Linked DNA regions of Homo sapiens: region 2 is linked to region 1. A link is an interaction called in ENCODE POLR2A ChIA-PET data of the cell type or tissue named here. Cell type or tissue: PC-3. All regions are shown on one strand. Each heading gives the region's core, and the rest is flanking DNA. Links, peaks and the distances in the headings are about the cores only.

Evidence for each region. ChIA-PET counts read pairs that join two places held together with the same protein. Peaks named below come from ENCODE experiments on the same cell type or tissue, not always from the same donor. Only the 100,000 strongest peaks of a DNase experiment are listed, where the experiment ranks them.
Region 2: POLR2A ChIA-PET joins it to region 1 with 6 read pairs; 2 of 35 experiments call an interaction of 5 or more read pairs at or near these places.

The regions. Positions count from the first base shown.
Region 1 is chr11:128,651,759-128,657,137 of GRCh38, forward strand. No RefSeq gene overlaps it. Among named protein-coding and RNA genes, the nearest start is that of FLI1, 40 kb to the right of the region's middle. RefSeq lists an enhancer at 2,164-2,664. In PC-3, for the core only: CTCF peaks have their summits at 2,107 and 2,306; a DNase peak (open chromatin) is centred at 2,343; H3K27ac peaks cover 1,586 bases.
Region 2 is chr11:128,218,717-128,224,095 of GRCh38, forward strand. The region is part of intron 3 of LINC02098 (long intergenic non-protein coding RNA 2098); the gene reads left to right. Among named protein-coding and RNA genes, the nearest start is that of LINC02098, 13 kb to the left of the region's middle. In PC-3, for the core only: no CTCF peak of the experiment used is centred there; no DNase peak of the experiment used is centred there.

The DNA.
Region 1 (5,379 bases), core at 185-5,184:
ATGTCTGGTTTACACCTGTATTAGTCCCTTCTCACACTGCTAAAAAGAACTGCCCAAGACTGAGTGATTTATAAAGGAAAGAAGTTTAATTGACTCACAGTTCAGCATGGCTAGGGAGGCCTCAGGAAACTTACAATCATGGTGGAAGGTGAAGGGGAAGCAAGGCACCTTCTTCACCCTACAGGATGGAGAATGAACGAAGGAGGAACTATCAAACACTTATAAAGCCATCGGATCTCCTGAGAACTTACTCACTATCATGAGAACAGCATAGGAGAAACTGCCCTCCTGATTCAATTACCTCCACCTGGTCTCTCCTTTGACATGTGGGGATTATGGGGATTATAATTCAAGATGATATTTTGGGTGGGGACACAGACAAACCATATCAACACCCTATCTTTACAGGGTCACAATCGGCCAGCACACTCTTTTTCCCAGACAATCAGACTAAAAGCACAGTACTGTTTTTCTATACTCACGACACTTCTGACACCAAATTGTGGGTCTATTCCACCCCAAATTATTTCCCAGTTCTCCAAATACCCACTAGGTTTCCTATAATTCAATTCCATTTTCACGTTACCTACCTGGAGTTAGTTAATGTCAGATCCTGCAAGTTACAGACTCAGTCCTACACGGCTGCCCCCACTTTAGATGCCAATCACGGGTCCAGGCCTCCTGCACTTCTGACAGACTAGCTATAAATCAGGGCTTCCCAACAGCCTCTCCTTGAGTTCAGTAATGTGCTAGAATGGCTTAAAGAACTCAGTAAAAGTTTATCATTACCTATTATTATCAATTTATTACAAAGGAGATTTTAAAGGATACAAATGAATAATGGCCAGACTAAGAGATACGTTGAGTGAGGCCACAGAGGGTCCTGAGCCCAGGAGCTTCTGTCCTTGAGGAGTTAAGGTGCACCACTCTTCTGGAACATGGATGTGTTCTTGTTCACCAACCTGGAAGCTCTCCAGACCCTGGTGTTCAGTGTGTTCATGCAGGCTTCATTACTTAGGCACGATTGATTAAAGCATTGGCCATTGGTGATTGAACTCAGTCTCCAGTCTCTCTTCCTTCCCTAGATGTCAGAGGATGGGGCTGAAAGTTTCAACCTTCTAATCACATGGTTGGTTCCTCTGAGAACCAGCTCCCACCCTCCAAGAGTCACCTCCTTAGCATAAAATCTGATATGGCTGAGAAAGCTTTATTATAAATAACAAAAGAGGCTCTGCTCATACCCACCACTCAGGAGAGTCCAAGGGTTTTAGGAGTTCTGTGCCAGGAACTAGCGACAAAGCTCAAATATATATATATATATATATATACACACACACACACACACATATATATATATATATAATTTTTAATATTATCATTATTTGTCATTTCATTTTTGGCCCAGTCTGGTCGCAAACTCTCTGGCCTTAAGTAATCCTCCTGCCTCGGCCTCCCAAAGTGCTGGGATTACAGGCTATATTTCTTATTATGATGCAATATCCCATAGACTCTGCAGCACTAATTTTTAAGCACATTTTAAACACCCTGGTATTAATAGAAAATAAGGAACAGTTTTTAAGAGACATAGGAAATCCCAGAATCCCCAAAGGAAGGAGAGATCTATGCAGCTGGGGGTGGAAGGGGTCTGGAATTGTAAGAGTCTTTCTGACTGCAGCAAAAAGAAATGCTCATTCCACCCGGAGGGTTACACACCCACAAACCACCTGCTGCCTGTCATAAGGCTGGCTCTTGCCATTTCCTCATCTTTGCCAAAAGCTTTATGCTTTTATCTTAATTGATTAAGATTTATTTCTCTGGTACCACCACTCAAACCTTAAAATAAAGGCAAGAAATGGCATCCGGCCTCTGTTTAAGCCCTCCACTTAAGACCCTGCCTCCCTTCCATTAACATTCTTCTGAAGACAGAAAAAGACAAAAATTCCCAACACCAAAAATGAAGCATATTGACAGAATCTGAGAAGACTCCCCACAAACATGAGTCTGATGGAACTTGACTGACGAAAGCAGCCAAGAGCGTGGGGGATGAAGCAAATCTGCTGGTCACCTTCCCATGCCAGTCTGCTCTCCCTCTGCAGTGCAGGCACTTCAATCCAGAGGGTGCCCGTGCCCCAGCCGTCCCTCACACCCTCATCAGGACTTGCTTCCACAACTAATGAGAACCTGAAAAGCCAGGAATACAGTCGGGCGGAAGCAGCGCACTGCCTCCTGGGAGGTGTAGGCACCAGACTTCAGCATGAAAATGCCCTGTCATGCCAGGAGACTAAGCTGGAGGAAGAGCCGCCAGACGCTGGGAAGTTAACTCAGCCCTGAGTGTACCTGACATGTGCCTGTTAACACGAAAAGAGGATTCAACGTAGGCTCCAGGACCCAGAGGACACACAGGAATCCACATGCTGTGTATATTAGCAACCATTGTGTTTGGTTAGCAATGAGTCTTACGGGGAAAAATGCAATAAAAAAACAAGAGAGAGAGAGAAAGGGAAAAAGAAAGGGCACATCATCTTAAAGACTCTTGGAAATATCAGACCTCTAAAGAGGTAATTTCAATAGGATGTCAGGAGATATGGCATCTTTGAAATAGTAATAGGACACCTAAGCAGAAAACAGAATATGAGGTAGAAAGAAAGACAGACAGAGAGAGAGAGAGAGAGAGAGAGAGAGAAGGCGTGGTGGCTCCTCACGCCAGTAATCCCAGCACTTTGGGAGGCCGAGGCAGGCGGATCACCTGAAGTCAGGAGTTTGAGACCAGCCTGGCCATTATGGTGAAACGCCATCTCCACTAAAAATACAAAAATTAGCTGGGCTTAGCGGCAGGCACCTGTATCTCCAGCTACTTGGGAGGCTGAGGTCGGAGAATCACTTGAACCCATGAGGTGGAGGTTGCAGTGAGCTGAGATCGTGCCACTGCACTCCAGCCTGGGAGACAGAGTAAGACTCCATCTCAAAAAAAAAAAAAAAAAAAAGGAAAAGAAAGAAAAAGAAAAGATGAAAAGATATGAGCAAGATAATGGAAGATAACAAGCAAATAAAAAATATAATAGCAGAATTAAGATGTTGGAAGGAAAAAGTAGAATTGAAATTGCAGAAAAAACAATCAGCAATTGGAAAATAGACTTGAAAAGTTCTTCTAGAAAGCAAAGGAAAGGGCCAAAGTGAAAACAAACAGAGGAAAGATGCTAGACACAGAAGGCAAAGAATAAAGGTCTAGTGTGAGCATGATGGCGTCCAGAGAAATAAACCAAAACGATGGAAACCAGAGCAATGACTGTAGTCACAGCTGCACGCTTTTGAGGGGAAAGCAATGTTTTTGAGACCAAAAGTCATCACCATATCCTAGGCAAAATCAGCAACAAGTAGCCACATTCCAGAACTCTATTGTAAGCATGTGGATAACAGGAAAAATACCTTGGAAGTATGCAGGTAGGAAAACCACGTTACTTATAGTGCAACAGAAAATAAGAGGGAAATAATATGCTCACCAATGTTGTCTTCCACTTGTGAAGACAGTAAGAAAACATTCTCAACTATGCAAGACTTCAGAATAGAATGCTGTGTACCCCTTTGGCACACACACAGCAAATGAGTGAGGAGTTTCAGAACCAGATATGAGAGTGTCAAGGTGTCATCATCCTGGCAGGCAGCATTTAAACAAATTCCATGTAACGTTAAACCTAAGTAATTGTTTTAAACCATGGTTACAAAATTAAGTGCAAATGTCAGAAGTGATTTTAAGAGAGTAAATACCGAGCGTAAAAAATGAATATATTGGAACCATTATCTAGACTGAAAACTAAGGAAAAGGAAAAGGGTGTGTGGCAAAGTAAAAATGGTGTAAATGTATATCATCTGTCGGAAATGCTTTAAAAAGCAACTTTCTTCACTTTGGATAATTAACGAAATGTAGATTAAAATAATTTTTTAAAAAACCAACTATCACATCTAGATTTCTCCTGTTAACAATTAAGCATGTTCAGATCTCTACAATCCTTAAAACGTGTTTTCGTAAATTTTCTTTTTTTTTCTTTCTTTTATTTTTTTTTTCAGACCATGTCTCACTCTGTGGCCCAGACTCAAGTGCAGTGGCATGATCTCGGCTCACAGCAACTTCCGCCTCCCAGGCTCAAGTGATTATCCTGTCTCAGCCTTCCCAGTAGCTGGGATTACAGGCATGCGCCACTACCGCCTGGCTAATTTTTCTCTTTCTTTCTTCCTTTCTTTCTTTCTTTCTTTCTTTCTTTCTTTCTTTCTTTCTTTCTTTCCTTCCTTCCTTCCTTCTTTCTTTCTTTCTTTCTTTTTTTGTATTTTTAATAGAGATGGAGTTTCACCAGGTTGGCCAGGCTGGTCTCGAACTCCTGACCTTGAATGATCCACCTGCCTTGGCCTCCCAAAGTGCTGGAATTACAGATGTGAGCCACCACGTCCTGCGGTTTGTGTATATTTTCAACCCCACATCTCCTGCTAACTTGGTGATTGCCAGTCTTGGGTGCATGTCAGAATCACATGAGAGCTTTCTAAAATATCTCAGTGCTTGGGTCCAACTCCCAGAGATTCAGATTTAATTTGTCTGGAGAGAGGCCTCAGCATTGGGATTTTTTTTTTTTTTCTTAGATGGATTCTTGCTCTGTCACCAGGCTGGAGTACAGTGGTGCGATCTCGGCTCACTGCAACCCCCGCCTCCCAGGTTCAAGCAATTCTCCTGCCTCAGCCTCCTGAGTAGCTGGGACTATAGGCACACTCTGCCAGGCCTGGCTAATTTATTTTTTATTTTTTATTTATTTATTTATTTATTTATTTATTTGCATTTTAGTACAGACGAGGTTTCATCATGTTGCCCAGGCTGGTCTCTAACTCCTGAGCTCAGGCAATCTGCCCGCCTCGGCCTCCCAAAGTGCTAGGATTACAGGCGGAATTTTTTCAAAGCACTTCACGTAATTCTATTATAAAAAGTTGAGAACCATGGTTAGCCCTTTCTCAGCAAAATTCCTAGGTTTTCATAAAACCCGTCTCCATTCCCTTTTCTCCTAACCTGCCCTCAAACCACAACCACCAGGTTTCTGCCCCATCACATCTCTGAACTAGTTCTTGCTACACCGAAGGCCCAGCAACTCTAACAGAATTTCCCTGTCCTCATCTGAACTGAGCTCTCAGTGGCTGTAGGCGCGTGTTCTGACCCTCCTTTTCCTGACGCACTCTCTTCCTTTGGGTGCTGTGGCTGCACATTTAGCTTTTTCTCTTATTTCGCAGTGTCCTTAGGAGGGTCACCCTCCCTACCCAGTCAGTACAAGTTGATGCTCCTGAAGTCTGGGTTGCAGACCCTCTTGTAAGAGGGAATCTCACTCTTTTTTTATTTTTTATTTT
Region 2 (5,379 bases), core at 148-5,147, 430 kb before region 1:
CCTTTTCTATCAGCCCCAAATTAAGGGGCAATAGATAATTGCTCCTTTCTCCTAAAGATAATATCTTGGAATTACAACATATACCTTCTAGGGCTTAATAAAAAATAGTAGGATTAGTCCTGTGCCCCTCAAGCCAGGTAGCTTCTGGAGAAGCAACCAGCTTCTACCAAGCAAGGCCAGAAATCTAAAAGGAATTCATAAATGAGAGTTGTTAGAGTAGGAAGAGCATGAGAGAAACGCTCTGGCCTTTCTCCTCTCCTTCCCATTGTGGGGATTTTTCAAGAGGGTCTCCACAGAGATGGAGTTGAAGTGCCTCAAGAAGACTGGCAACTTATTCACCAGCCTAATTAAGCGGAGCTGCAGAATCACTTATGCTTAAATCAGTACTGCTGCTGAGCTGAGGAATTTCACCCAGGTATGACAAGCATGCACTGGGGTTTAAAGTTTATAGGCTAGAATGGAAACCAATAACTGCTTCTTTTATGGTGCATTCCTAAGGCAGGAGACTGTCTGGAGTAGCTACCATTGTAAAGGAGAGAGTGCAGCAGTAGCCAGCACAGCTTCTATACACCTGTCTCCAACCCTTCATCCCTTTCCCTTCCTTCTCCCTGGGAAGTCGGAAGCAGCAGAGAGAGGAAGTAAAGGAATGATGGAAAATTAAACATTCCCTCCCTACACACACACACACACACACACACACACACACACACACACACACACACACATGATCCCTGAACAATGAGTTAAATCTGAATTTGGATAGAGCAGATAAATAGTATTGCATATGAGATATGAGGTTTCAATGGATTTAGCAATCCCAGAATGTGACCACAAATCTATGAAATATGCTTGAGCTGTGATGAGAAGTGGGAAAGGAAGATACAAAAGGACATGTCTGAAAATAGTTATTAGAGAAGAATAATTTTTTTTACTGTCAGAATTCAGGTCTTCAATGAACAAGTTAATCAACAATGAATTAAAAGTAGAGACACTGTCTTCCTGGTGTCTGGAATCTTTTCATGTTGGTCTTTCAGTCCCTGGAATTCACAATAAGGAGAAAATGACTTACAAGATATTTGCTTAGCTGTTGACTTGATCTGGGAATATACCAGAATACAGAGAGGGAACAATATCCAAAATGGCGTGAAACAAAAATAATTTTGGTGAGGGGGTGAAAGGGCCAAGAAAAAAACAAGAAGGAAAGGGAAACTGAAAACCAGAAAACAAGCCTCTGGTGAGTGTCGTAGGAACCGACTGCCTCTGTCTCTTCCTTAATCCACTTCTGCCAAATGAATAGAATTCTCTCCCTGTCTCAGCAGCTCATGTGCGCCTTGAGTTTATATCCATATATCTGTAATGGTGGGCACAGTGTAGGGTGAGAAGAGGAAGAGTAGGAGAGATTATTTAAAAAGAAAGTTTTACAACCAGGAAGTATTGGAAGAGGCAAATCATGGCAACTCTGGATGTTTTTCCTAAAACCCCAGAGAGAACTGACTCTAAATAAGCTAAATTTTTCTCTAGATAAAAAGTCTTTTTCCTCCTGGAGTCCCAACAGTCCCTTGCATCATAAATGAAGCCAGAAAAAAAAAAGTTATGTTGAATAGAACTTGGTAAACTTATCCGTTGCCAAGTTACAACGATGTGACATCCCACCTCTAGCAATAAGAAAAGCTGTAGCTTTGGATCTATGAACACAGAAGTGTTATAATAATTGTTCAGTCACATCCTATTCGCCTAAGAAAAATAACTTGCCTTTATAAATTACTCACTAGCAGGGAGTATCTCAGCACTGAATGAATTTCGCTATATTTTCACTAGTCTTCAAATAAAATCTCTTCATCACAAGACACTGAAATGGACAGGACTATTCAAGAAGTGGAATTTAGGCTGGGAACAGTGGCTCACACCTGTAATCCCAGCACTTTGGGAGTCCAAGGCAGGAGGATCATTTGAGTCCAGGAATAAGAGATCAGCCCAGGCAACATGCTAAGGCCCCATCTCTACAAAAAATGCAAACGTTAGCCAGCATGGCGGTGCAAGCCTATGGTCCCAGCTACTCGGGAGGCTGAGGTGGGAGGATAACTTGAGCCCAGGAGGTTAAGGCTACAGAGAGCTATATAACTGCACTCCAGCCTCGGCGACAGAATTAGACCTTGCCTAAAAAATAAAAAGGTGGAATTTAGAAAGTCAGCATATATTTCCTCTGCTTTTAAAAAATCTCTGCAAAGATATCTTGCATAATTATGCCCACCTCCCACCTCTGTGGATCAAGAGCCACCTTATGTTTGCAAAAACTTAAATTTTACAGAACATTTTAGAAGAGGTCTGATTAGTTGTTTCTGGAACAAGATGGACTTGGAATACCAAAGACACACAGAGAGTAAAGAAGCTTGGGTCTAAGTGAAGGCTGGTCCTTTTATCTTATGTGTAACTTTTGTTTTTGTTTGTTTGTTTGTTTGTTTTTTTAGACAGAGTCCCACTCTGTAGGCCAGGCTGGAGTGCAGTGGCATGAACTCAGCTCACTGCAACCTCCACCTCCCGGGCTCAAGCAATTCTCCTGCCTCAGCCTCCTGAGTAACTGGGATTACAGGCGTGTGCCACCACACCAGGCTAATTTTTTTTGTTTTTTGTATTTTTAGTAGAGATGGGGTTTCACCATGTTGGCCAGGCTGGCCTTGAACTCCTGACCTCAGGCAATCCGCCCACCTCAGCCTCCCAAAGTGCTGGGATTACAGGCGTGAGCCACCGCACCCGGCTCTTATGTGTAACTTTTAACAAGTCATTTAACCCCTCTGACCTTCAATGTATTCATCTGTAAAGTGTAGACAATGTCTTCCCTATATATTATAAATGACTTAGGAAGATTAACCAGTTAATACGTGTATTAAAATTATCATCACTGACCATGCTGCGTCAGTTTCCTATTTCTGATTTCCTACTAACTGCACCAGATTAATCATAAAATTCCACTTTCTTCATGCAATCAAAGAATGCTGATTTTGGGCAGGACAGTATTATTCTGTATCCAAAACATGCCACAGCATAGCCTCAGTCTACCATTTCCACCTTCAATCTCATTTCCCAGCACTCCACAACATGTGTGCTGTGGACTCAGCCTGAACTATCCTACAAAATATCTTTGCCTCCATGTCTTTGTTTACCCCAGAGATAAATAAAGTATACATTCTGCCTTCGCATGTTTGGGCTTTCTCCACACCCTTGAATGTCTCCCTTGGAGTTCACAAGGTAGTGTCCAGGCTTTTGGCTTGAGATGTAACATTATTCATCTTTTTCCTCTCTCCTGTATTGTCTCCTTGAGGAAAGAGATAATGTATTCTGATTGGTCGTTTTCTGTTTTGGGTTTTTATTTTTTGTATTTTTCACAACATAAAGAACAATATTTTGCACACAGCAGATGCTCAATAAATGCCTTTTAAACAATGAATGATTTCAATTTCATATAAATGCAAGACTTGTTCTGTGGACTCCACCTTTCAGAAGAGTGGGTAGAGACAGAGGTCACCTCTTCTTATCTGCCTCGGAAGCTTATTGAAAAAAGAAGTGTGCGGCCCAGAAGAAACAAGGGTGCTGAGAGCCTCTAGGGAGAGCCACCTTGGTCCGAAATGAAGAATGCAGAGGTTTATCCTTCAGCCTTGAGTAATAAATCCCTCAAACCTTGAATTATTTTTCACTATAAACAAGAAGGCATTCTCTGAGTACTTAAAAATTCTTGAGATAGCAGCAGGTCATGGGAAGCCATGCAAAGTCTGCTCAGTGCAGGAATCTGATTCTGGGTGTCCCCCTGGGAAACCAATCTCCTGAACCCAAGGAGATCCTCATCTCTGAATTTTTTCAAATAGCCACAAAGGAGACCTAAGTCGGAAGACTTAACCTCTTCTATGCTCAAGTAAGCCCTTAGCTGCAACTGGAATTCAGAGTATTTCCACTTCAGAATATCACACACATTTCGGAGGAAATGGGGGATTGACTTAGCCTGGAAAGATAAGGCATCAAGGAGATCTCAAAGGAGAAAGCAGTTTTTAGCCTCTCCACACAGTGCATTACTAGGGCAATCACCAAACATTTAACACCTGCACTGTGGCTTCAGCAGGGAGCCCTGGCTTCTGCTTGGTTACCCCTGCTGAATTCCCCTCAGCACAAATGAGAACTGGCTGTGATTTCTTTCTCTTTTTTAAATTTTAAGTTATTGGGTGCATGTGCAGGATGTGCAGGTTTGTTACATAGGTAAATGCGTGCCATGGTGATTTGCTGCACCCGTCACCCCATCACCTAGTTATTAAGCCCAGCATGCATAAGCTGTATTTCCTGATGCTTTTCCCCCTCCGACAGACCCCAGTGTGTGTTGTTCCCTTCCTGTGTCTATGTGTTCACATTGTTCAGCTCCCACTTATAAGTGAGAAGAAGTGATGTTTGGTTTTCTGCTCCTGTGTTAGTTTGCTGAGGATAATGGCTTCCAGCTCCATCCATGTCCTGCAAAGGACATGATCTCATTCCTTTTTACGACTACATAGTATTCCCTGGTGTATATGTACCATGTACCACATTTTCTTTTTCTTTTCTTATTTTATTTTATTTTTTTTAAGAGACAGAGTCTCGCTCTATTGCCAGGCTGGAGTGCAGTGGCGCAATCTCGGCTCATTGCAACCTCTGTCTCCTGGGTTCAAGTGATTCTCCTGCCTCAGACTCCAGAACAGCTGGGATTACAGGTGCGCACCACCACACCCAGCTAATTTTTCATATTTTTAGTAGAGACCGGGTTTCACCATGTTGGCCTGGATCTCCTGACCTCGTGATCCACCCACCTCGGCCTCCCAAAGTGCTGGGATTACAGGCGTGAGCCACCGGGCCCAGCCACCACATTTTCTTTATCCAGTCTATCATTGATGGGCATTTGGGTTGATTCCATAGTTTTGCTGTTGTGAATAATGTTGCAATATAACATACATGTGCATGTATCTTTATAATAGAATGATTTATATTTTGGGGGGTATATACCCAGTAATGGAATTGCAGGGTCAAATGGTATTTCTGGTTCAAGGTCTTTCAGGAGTCACCACACTGTCTTCCACAATGGTTAAACTAAGTTACATTCCCACAAATAGACTTAAGATTACACTACAAGGCTACAGTGACCAAAACAGCATGGTACTGATAGAAAAACAGACACATAGACCAATGGAACAGAGTAGAGAACTCAGAAGTAAGACCGCACATCTACAACCATCTAATCTTTGACAAACCTGACAAAAACAAGCAACGGGGAAATAATTCCTTATTTAATAAATGGTGCTGGGAGAACTGGCTAGCCATGTGCAGAAAATTGGAACTGGACCCCTTCTTTACACCATTTACAAAAAT